2 separate regions of the Mus musculus genome follow, and region 2 is linked to region 1. The links are chromatin loops, found by intact Hi-C in ENCODE. Cell type or tissue: left cerebral cortex. All regions are shown on one strand. Each heading gives the region's core, and the rest is flanking DNA. Links, peaks and the distances in the headings are about the cores only.

Region 1 (5,382 bases), core at 162-5,161:
ACTAAGGTACAAACCTTGCCCTAATGGTACAGAGCTGTATCAATCTGTGCAGGTTACTTAACCTCTGAGACTGAGGCTCAGTTGTGGCCGGGAATACAATGCCAAGGAGGAGACACCAGCTGAGGGGGCTCAGCGGTGACAAAGTCCCAGGCAATGGAGCAGGAAAGGCAAAGAGAACCAGATAAGAGTGGATGCCCTTAGGGGTGTCATCACTCCTCTGTTAATGGTCACTGGGCCTGAGAGCCACCGCAGTGCAGAGCATAGGGTGGTGGGTGAGTGCCTGGCTTTCTCTGGGCTTGGCCTTCCAAGCAGGGATTCCGTGTGCTATGGTCCCTCCCCAAGCCCTGCCCAAGAGACAGGCAAGCAGCCACCACAGTTCCACCCAGCAGGAATTAGGACCTTGAAATGTCACCTGGTCTCTCTATCATATCACTGGTTGCCTCAGTTTTTCCTAGCGCACCCTGCTATAGCATTGGGCAAGGACTCACAGGATAAAGTGGCTGCCATGCTGCCAGCCCCTCTGACATGGTCCAAACTGAGGGAGACCTCTTCGTCCTTTTGGAAGTTCCCTCACTACAGTATTTGGGGGTGGGGAGCACCCCGCCCTTCCTCGCTCCCCTCAACCACCCCCCATCTGCCCCCCACTCCTGCTGGCTCAATCCCTCCTGGGAAGTTGTGCACTACACAATCCTAGGAGTTCTGTTTTGGTCATAGGCACTGTACATTTTCTAAACATGAGTTTCTACAAAATGGGTGTTAAGATATTTTCATAATCCGCACAGAGATGACACAGTATCCAGAGTCTTTCTGTCTTCAGGACAACTGATCTCTGGTGAGCTGTTTATGCAGGAAGCCAGGCTCCCACAATTCCCCGTAACCCTGGGGTTAGAGTCATTTGCCCTCCCACCCAACCCTTCTCTGGCCCTTTCCTCCCCTTGCCTGGTTGTGACCTTTGGAACTGCACTGGGCTAAGATCCTACCCACTCCAGGCCTTCATTAGCTCTGTCCCAGGAGAAGGGTCACATGTGTGTGATGAGATCCCATGAAGCTGATGTAGGGACAGTAAGCTCAGCTGGAACCCGGGACGTGGGTAGGAGCACCAAGGGAAGTCCAGAGCAGGGAGGACTTGTCCTGGATCCTGCCACAAGGTTAGGAGGCAACTGCTCCCTGTTGCTTGGTAGAGTAGAGCCAAGGGCACAGGTGATCCTGGTCTTTTGGGACAAGGAAATGGAGACTCCCAGGCCACGTCCGGGAGGTGGGGTCATTTTCATCCTGGTCTACTGGGCACAGGTGTCCCACGCGTAGGGAATGATTGTTCCGGCAGCAGTGGGGGGAGTGACCCAGGCTGGACGTGTGCTGTTGGGGTGCCTGGACTAGAGAGAATGTACCTCCTCCCTGCTCCGGGGCCTCCAGTTCGTCGCCTCATCCCGGCCCCTTCATCGGCCTGAGATTTATTCCTGAGCCATGGAGCCTGGAAGTAATTTGCTGACAAAGCTGGGTCCCGGCAGGTGCTTTAATTGGTTCTGTGGGAGCAGATCTGGGAGCTTCTATTTAGAAGGAAATAGAAATTATGGTAGTGCCACCGTCCTTTCTCTGTGGCAGGGACTGCACAGTGTGTGTGTGTGGGGGGGGGGGGATTGTGCAGCGTGGGGGAAGGGTGGCGGCTCTTCCATGTCAACCTAGTGTGGAAGCAGGGCCTCGGATTAGGGGTGGGGGTCATAACCCTGGCCGAGGTTGGCCAGAGAAGGTAAGGCCTAAAGCCTGGCCCCAGTGAGAGGCCTTGGAGCAGGGGAGCCTTCCCCAGCCTTATAGTCCTCAGAGTGACATTCAGGGTGACCTCTCATGACCACCCCAGAATGTCACCGTCACATTTGCTCCCCTATTTTCCTCAGGAGTGGTTAGTTAGCTCTACAGTGTGCTAACCAAGTAGGGTCACTCTCATTTGACATGCTTAGGTCTTTTGGAGGTGACACAGCAGGGCCTGGACTTGAACCATGGCCTGCCTAGTGCTCAGATCTACACTCTTCACTCTCAAGTTGCACATGACATTGGCTAAGCTCCTGTTTCCCACAAGCCCACACTTTCTGGTGAGATTTTTCCCTTGGGCAAACTCCTAAATTCAAAGCCTACTGCTATCATCTCTCCGTGAATTCCAGGGAAGCCTTTCAGCAGTGATCTCTCCTCTGAACTCCCCAAAGTCCTGGTTGAACCAAGGTCGTAACATCGAGCTCTGGGTTTGCCCCTTGCTGTATTGCTGTGCCCCTTACCATACTCCACGAGCTAATGCTTATTTCCCGTGGTGAGGATCCCTTGGGCCTAGACTCTAGTGTGTAGACTTATGTGTAGCCTAGACTCTGGGCTACCACTTGGAGGCTCTAAACCATGAGAATGACCCTCTTTTGGGGGCGGAGTTGCAGCCAGAGCTTACTTGTCATGGCGGGAGTACGGGTGTCATGTCACATGGTCTCCTCAGAGCCCAGTGTAGACTGGTCTTCAGGTACTCAGCATGGGTCATGGGTCATGAGGACTGAGAGGCCTGGCCTAGCTCAGGTGCTGCTCAATTCAGGGCTGTCCAGTTCTGCCCTCCCATGCCTCCTGACCAAGAGTGTTCACCCTTGGGAGCCATGTTACTTCTGGGTGCAGCAGGGACAGACAGATGGGAGAACACGAGGAAACTGAACCCTGTCAGAACAAAGCCCCCCCCCCCCCCCCCCCGGGACTGATGTTTCTGGAGCTTTTTCTGATATGCTTTTTGAGAAATTCTGGGGTGGGGCTAAATGTGGGGTACAGTTGCAGGAAGAGGAGGGTTTGGTAGGAGTTGGAAGAGGAAGACAGAACCTGGGTGGTGGTACCTGGAATCCACATGTCAGAAGTTGTATCGAGCCGGCCTGGCAGAAAGCTTGCGAGTTAGTCTGGGCCGTAGGTGGCGCCACAGGGCTGCAATTGTGCCTCCCTCGCGGTTCGGTCCTGGCTGTTCCTCGCCCGCATGGCCATCCCTGTCATCTGAGTCCGCCAACACCGCGAGTCAGTTTGGGGCACTAAGGGTTGCGTTCAGGTCTGCCAGAGCCAGCCCCAGGCGGGCACTGGATGTAGGGGAGAACCCTGGAGCTGACTCCTTTTCCCTGCAACTGCCACTCCAGGGCCTTGGTGTTAAAGGCGGACCACACTAGCGTTGGGGCGGTGTGCCGGAGTCGGGGTCCCCACCCGCGTGGCGAGCCCCGGTACCCTGGGTGCATATGTCCCACACGCGTGAGCGTGGGTGCTGGGGACGTGCGTGGGACGCAGGGCCACCGCCCCGTGCTTCCTTTGTTCCCGCGCCGAGCTGCAGGCTGTGGCTTCACTGCCTCCCCCCTGTGCCCCGCCCTGCTGTTGTCTGTAAGGGCAAAGGTCTCAGCCCCTGCGAGTAATGTGTCCATGTGTATATGTGTGTGTGTGTGTGTGTGTGTGTGTGTGTGTGTGTGTGTGTGTGTGAGAGAGAGAGAGAGAGAGAGAGAGAGAGAGAGAGAGAGAGAGAGGTGGGGAGGGGGAGCGAGGTTAGAAGTGACTGTCACAAGCCCAAGAGGGCCTATGAGGTCACCCCAGTTCAAGGGCTCTAAAGTCCACAGACCTCATCTGCTAAGGGGACCAGTGGGAGCCTCCAGGTGGGGGCTCACTAGGATAATTAAGCCAAGTCATACAGAGGGTGCAGTCCCCAAGAGCAAGGGTCGCCCACTTAGGCACTGGGGCAAGATTAAGAGCAGGCAGGGGCTGGGTGCAGGAGGCTTGTGATGGCAGATCCTCTGGCCACCAAAGCTGGAGCCACTGGTGACATGAGGTGCCTGTGTCCCCTCCTTCTGCCCAAGCACTCTCCCATACCTGTTTCTCAGTTTGTCCATGGTGCCCCTAGTCTCTTTCCACACCTAAGCAGCTTTTAAATCCAGACCCCATGCTCAGAACCCACCCAGGACTCGCTGGAACCCAGCTGGGCCTCAGCTCCCAGCAGCGGCTTGTCCTACACTGGCTGAGCAAGGTTATTCTGGGACCCCTGACCCTGCCTGAGGCAGAGTGGGTAGGGGCACAGACCAGATTCTGTACCGGGTTTCTTGACTTTTTTTTTTTCCCTTCTTTTAAAAAAAGACACTGAAGCTGTCTTCAGACACAGCAGAAGAGTGTACTGGGAAGAAGTGGGTTTCTGATCCCATTACAGATGGTTGTGAGCCACCATGTGGTTGCTTGGGAATTGAACTCAGGACCCCCTGGAAGAGCAGTCAGTGCTCTTAACCACTGAGTCATCCCTCCAGCCTCAGTTTCTTGACTTTGAAGGAGGCCCCTGAATATCACATATTTTGAGGCTCAGGACAGAGAGAGTGGGGGTCCCAATCCTTTGCTGGGTCTAGTACTTAGAAAGGGCCAGCTTGTGTGAGCTGACATTTCAAGGTCCTCCCCATTTTCAGGGCCTATTCAGCATTTAGTCCTGTCCCCAGGAACCCCATTGCCACCCCACAGGCAGCACCAAGTCCTGGGAGGACTGGACCCTCCGTGGAGTGGCTGTCATCACAGCTTGGGGCCGCTGTATCTGCAGCTACATCCGGGAAATTCAGACCCAGATGCGGGAAGATGGAGGACCCATGGCCCTGACCTAAAGCTCTGAGAGTGTGGCCGTGGGAGGGTGACGTACACAATTGTAGTTGACCTGGTCACTCTTGTCTTGCTATAGATGACAAAGAAAGAGTAAATCCAAGCGGGGTGAGATCTGGCCTGGGCTGGTGGCGCAGGGAGGGGCAGGACCCTGGCAAGGAAGGTGGCTCAGGCCAGGGCTGAAGAGGGGTCCTTGCTCCCCATGGTCATTCCAGGTTTCTGGCCTTTGCTGTCCAGCTGACAAAATTCTCATGATTAGGGGAGCGGCCTAATCCCATTTGCTGGGAGCCTGGTCTTGGTCCTGCTGGGTGTACTGGATCCGAATGTACTGGATCTAGCTCCATTCTCTGGGTCTTTTAAGTTGAGCTCCTTGGGAGCAACTGTAACCACCAGCCTGGCTGGGGGCCGAAGCTGGGAGACCTGAGAGGGTTTGATGGGAGGGGCTGGGGACCCATGTTTCCCTCCCTTTATCAATAGCCATTTTATTTATTTATTTATTTATTTATTTATTTATTTATTTATTTATTTATTTATTGAGACAGGGTTTCTCTGTATAGCCCTGGCTGTCCTAGAACTCACTCTGTAGACCAGGCTGGCCTTGAACTCAGAAATCTGCCTGCCTCTGCCTCCTGAGTGCTAGGATTAAAGGTGTGCGCCACCATGCCTGGCTCAATAGCCATTTATTGAGCACCTACTGTTTGCCCTGGGCCATACTGAGTGGGACAAACTCTGTGTTCTCACTTCCTACAGGGCTTTGTCTGTGAG
Region 2 (5,382 bases), core at 182-5,181, 390 kb after region 1:
GGCAGGCTTTAAGACTTTTCTGTGAAGTCCATGTTCGCCTCAAACTCATAAATCTTCCTATCAAAAATTAATATTTCATAGATAGAATTTTAACTTTTTCTTGTTCTGTTGTTTTGTTGAGGCAGGGTCTCACTGTGTAGCTCTGGCTGTTTTAGAACTCACTATGTAGATCAGGCTGGCCTTGAACTCAAAGAGATCTGCTTTCCTTTGCCTCCAAAGTTTTGTGATTAAATGTGTACAGCCTTACCAGCTAGATTATAAATTCTTAATGGTAAAATGTTTAAAAATCAGAGGGTAGCCGGGCAGTGGTGGCGCACGCCTTTAATCCCAGCACTTGGGAGGCAGAGGCAGGCAGATTTTTGAGTTCGAGGCCAGCCTGGTCTACAAAGTGAGTTCCAGGACAACCAGGGCGGCTACACAGAGAAACCCTGTATTGAAAAACCAAATAAACAACAAACAAAGAAATAAATACAATCAATCAATAAAAAAATCAGAGGGTAAATTTGCTTATTTTTGAAAATAAGGTTTAAGTTTTTCTTACCTTGTACTTACATACATAGTAACTGATCATAAAGCAGCATTTGTTAATATAGAAGTTATTAACTACAGAATGCAAGTAAGAACATTAATGTTTAGGGTGAAATTCAGGAGGTTATCATCCATAATGAGTATGGATTCTCATTTTTTATACATAGAAGCTTTTGGTGAAATAGGAGGCCAAAGCTGGTGAGCACGTTGACTTAGGTGAGCGATGGATAAATGGCCACCACGGCTAGTAGACCTGGAGCATGATGAAGTAATGTGTGCACTTAGACATAAAAGAAACACTACCTCTGGAGAAAAATGATTTAACGTGCAGAGAAGGGTTATTCATTTTTAAGAGATTAAAAATGATTGAATATAATACCTTTAATTTGTAACAACGGTCTGACGGCTGCTTCCTGTCTAAAGAAAACCTTTTGATCAGCGTGTCTATTTTGATCTCTTCTGCCCCATAGTGTATTGAATGGATAAAGAGATGATTTTCAGTTATTGTGCACATATTTAATTAAGCAGTGAAGATACTCAGATGGGTTTAGTTCTCGGCCATTTAGTAGACAAATCCATGAGTGGTTACTTTGTGGCATACAATTGACCCCTTTGTGGAAAATTTTCTAGAAAATGTTCAGGATTAAGTCACTCTGTTATGTGAGACCAGAAGTGGCTCACAAGCTCTTCCTGAAACAGACACGTATTTGATGGCATTTAGGGGAGGTGTGGATTTGATATGCACCCCTCTCCTATTCTATTCTCCTATTTTACACCTAAAAAAATGAGTTAAAATTTTCAACCATGCTTTCTTTTTTTTTTCCACTTGAAAGTAGAAAAGTAATTTCTTAAAATGTGTAAAACCTTTGTAAAGTTTAAGATTTGATTGTCATTATTAAAACATAGCCTTAATGTAATTGATCAGAATTTGTTCACAAATTTATAATCCCATTTAAGTCTAAATGAAATTAAGTAAATGCATGTATTTGAAATACAAAATCCTGATTCTTTAAATACTTGACATAGTAAGCCATTATGCCAGTTTGGCAAGTGTGAGAAGACGGGTGCTCATAGCCATGCAGTGGGCGTCACTTTCTCGGCTCTCTAAGAACACATCTTATATAGAATATTCTGAAAACGCTGTTAGGATTACTTCAAAAGATGCATACTTTTTTGTTGTTATAATATGATTGCAAGCTTAAATATGGAGTTTAATTACTTTTACCCATAGCACGGTGTAGAGAAAAAACCTCTATGCTTCCACACAGTCAGCTGTCCTTAATTTAGTGTGATCTGTCACAACGGTACAGCAGCGTGGCACCTTATGGCAGAGCCCTTCAGGCATCTCCTGGGACATAAGCCTTGGATTCTGTTAAATGTGGATCTCCCGCCCCCGGTGATTCTGGGGTACCACTGACCGGTGCAGAGTGGGGTCCTATCTCCTGGCTGAGGAACGCCATTCTGGGGGGGGGGGGGGCTGCACACCACAAGTTTGCATAAAGGCGTGGCAGCAATCTTTCTCCTATGGAATGTCGCTAGAGCCAAAAATACTGCCTGCGTGGGAGCTTGGTTTCGGCTCGAATTTTCTTTCCGCGGTAGTTTTTGTTCTCAATCACCTTGATGAAACAATCTCGAAGCCGTTCAGCTCTCTGTGGCATTTGGAATGAGTCACTGACAGGCTGATTTTCCACCCCTGTTGTGATGCTGCTTTCTCTAGTTAATATTCCTGCGTAAGTGTTGCACAAAAGTAAACCCTAAGAGCTGCAGACCGGGAGGCTGCTCCATTTGCATTAATTATGCAGTCAGGGCGGGAGCGCTGTCAGGCTAGGCGGGAGGGCTGTGGCCGCAGAGAACAATGGGCGCTGAGACTCCCGCTCTAACCGCTGCTCAGTGAGTCCTCAAACCCAAGCCCTGAAACTTGCTTTGCTGCTGTGGTAGGGGAAGGAGTCTTTCCAGGATTTCAGCTCTCTGAGCTGCCGCCTACAGGAGAATCTCAGAGGAGGACAGCGGAAAGGCTCCATGTGCACATTTTAACGGACACAGGAGAAAATGCCAAGCCAGCTGCAAAACATGGACATCTTGGGAAAATGGTGGTTGGGGGGGGGGGGGTAATGATAAGACAAAAACAAAACCCTTCGCCATGAATCTGAAGCATCATCTGCTAGGTTTCTCTTCTGTAATTGGTGTGGAGGTATCCTAACTTAATGATGGTGTCTTTCAATGGAACTGACTTACATAGGGAAGCACAGGGAATTGAGCTGTACAAACATTGGTTGAGAACCTATGTCCTAGATGATGGGGGATTATTACTTCATTATTATTGGTTGGAAAATGCTACAGAAAAGAAAATCCTGTTTTAAAAAAAAGGATTTCTATATGGAAACCACAGGAAAATGCCCTTGTTAGAGTTTCCCTGCCAGTGCCTTAGCTCCACTCAGGAAATGGCGCTGCCAGGAAGGTTGTGTCTGTTTTCTCTATTCTTTTTGTAGAGTATCAGAGAAGATAACTGCAGGATTTCTACAGTGTGTACCTTACCTTATATATCTAATTATGGGGGTCAGAATTAGTCTGCTTGGGAGGACTGACTAGCCAAGTCTCCTGCCAGTAAAACAACACCATACTGAGATTTGTAAAGATTAATAAAAGAAATACTAGAAGCCCTGCTCCCTTTTGGATTCCTAAACAATTCCCTGGTACAGTTGGTGCTTTTCTTTAAAATAAATGATTGTGTGTGCAGCATTCTGTGAGTAAAACCTGGAACATTTGGCCAGGAGGAAACACAGTGAAAATTTTTCCAAAAGGAATTAGGCCATCCTTTCAAGGCTGTGTGTAGTTGCCAGAAGAGATGACATTTACCTCCATCACAGCCAAAGTCATAATTCCTAGGAAACGAGCTTTGCACCTTTGTCTTTTGTTTCTACTTATGAAATAGCATGTATTACTTGAAAGTGTTTACTTCTTTTCTGTCATACTGTGTTCCTATTCCACAAATAAGCTGTTTTTGAAAACACATACCATTTGCTTTTTCACCCACCAGGACAACATTGACCATTCTGTTATGTGGTACATATTTTTAATGTCGCTGCTAACCATTAAAACACACAATTATAAATAGATAATCTTTAGTCCGATAGAAATATATAAAAGTATAACTTTCTAAAGTGAAGGTTGAATCACTAAAGATTGCAGACCTCCACCCCCTGTTACTACAAAGTGGTCCAGTCAAACAGGCAGCATTAGAACCCTGTAAGTAAAATGTCCAACTAGAGGAAGAATGACATGCTACTGTCAGTAGTTTATATAATAGGCCAATGTACAGATTATTACACTCATGTATGCAGAAAAATTGCAGTTTGTTGTTACACAAATAGAATAAAATATTCATGGAGCCCATTGTTTTTCCATTGAATTGCTTTAATTTTGCAACAAGAATTTAAAAGTTTATTTTCTTTTAAATCTTGGAGTGGGGCTCTTTCGTAAAATAAAATGAAAAACATACAAATTTAGTGATCATTGGGCCTTTAGAATTTTAGTTTTTAATATGCACACATGCATATTAAGTATAAACTCCCAGAATTTTCTTTTTGCTTTTTTAAGTTTTTGAAAATTTCATAAATGAGTTCTTTATTTACATTATTTTTACCTCTTCTCCAACTCTTCCCGTGTTCCTCTTACACCTGACAAACTCATAACTTCTTTAGTTATTCTTGATATATGTGTGTGTGTGTGTGTGTGTATACATGTGTGCATATTTGTATGTGTAAAACTACTTCTATTCCATTTAAGAATGAAGACACTACTGTTACCTACATCTCATGTTTGATTTGACCCTGGTCTAATGGGAGCCCCCACTATGAGGCCTCTTACTCCAATCAGCATTTTCATAAGAACTTGATTTACAATTACAGCTCAACTTTCCCCATATCTACTCAGAACAGTTCCAAACATAAATGTGTTTACATAATGGTTTTCTTTTTAATGCTGTCATCTGTGAGAGTATATGAGATAAACATCTAAAAATTAAGAAAATCTTAATGCAAGTAATAAGTTGTAAATATTTTTATAAGATATAAAAGGATCATATTTTCCTGTTGTATCATTAGCCTTGACATCACTGTATGGTGCCAGTTTACAGTGATATGAAGCTTATACTATTTTACATTTCTATCCACTAAATAAAAACCTACCCTGTGTTTTATTACAAAGTAGGTGGCCTGAAGGAAAAATATATGTATTCTTTCCTTTTGGTATAAAATATGCATTTGGGCTTCTCATTTCATCCCCAATCTGTGTTATTCCTTAAAAATGCAGAACTGCCTGAAGTCCTCTTTAATATTTAATTCAACAACTTTTTAATCTGTCATTATGCTGTGATGAAGTAAGCATCAAGTGTCGCTGAAAAAGATTAAATTATACTTGGAAATAGGAATTGAAATGATTTAGGGTTGGAGGCTGAATATTTGCTTTGCACGAGTAATAATAGTAGTAGCTTGGGTGAAGAAGGGCTTTGGTTCGGCTTTAATGTCTTTGCCTCGCTGTGCTCCCCTGTGGCTCTCTCTGATTTACGCTGGCATTGCTGAGCATTATTTTATTTAAATGGAGGTAGAAAGTAGAAATTACTGCACTACAATATATTAATTACTCCACACTATTTCTTTGTACTGATTTCTTTTTTTCCTGTAAACATCATAAACAATGATGCAACCCACCCATTGGATAGTGGCTATAAGCTATCCTGTAGTTCTTGTTAACAAGCTTATCTTAGAAAGGAAAAGCAGTAATAATTAATAGCCATCTGTGGATTAGTGAGGAGCAAAGGGACATACATTTGTGCTTTCCTTTTTACAGGGAATG

Evidence for each region. A loop is a pair of places that touch in the nucleus more often than their neighbours do. Peaks named below come from ENCODE experiments on the same cell type or tissue, not always from the same donor. Only the 100,000 strongest peaks of a DNase experiment are listed, where the experiment ranks them.
Region 2: it touches region 1 in a loop (2.1-fold over the local background); 2 of 42 quality-filtered maps call a loop at or near these places.

What each region holds. Positions count from the first base shown.
Region 1 is chr2:34,637,035-34,642,416 of GRCm38, reverse strand. Gm34372 (a long non-coding RNA gene) reads right to left here and starts at 3,350. Exons shown (of 3, transcript XR_003954033.1): 1 at 2,853-3,350. In left cerebral cortex, for the core only: a CTCF peak has its summit at 2,925 (motif pointing right); a DNase peak (open chromatin) is centred at 2,935; H3K4me3 peaks cover 447 bases.
Region 2 is chr2:34,246,707-34,252,088 of GRCm38, reverse strand. All of the region lies in intron 2 of Pbx3 (pre B cell leukemia homeobox 3), which reads left to right. Among named protein-coding and RNA genes, the nearest start is that of Pbx3, 120 kb to the left of the region's middle. In left cerebral cortex, for the core only: a CTCF peak has its summit at 2,502; DNase peaks (open chromatin) are centred at 1,650, 1,874 and 2,323; H3K4me3 peaks cover 1,278 bases; H3K27ac peaks cover 580 bases.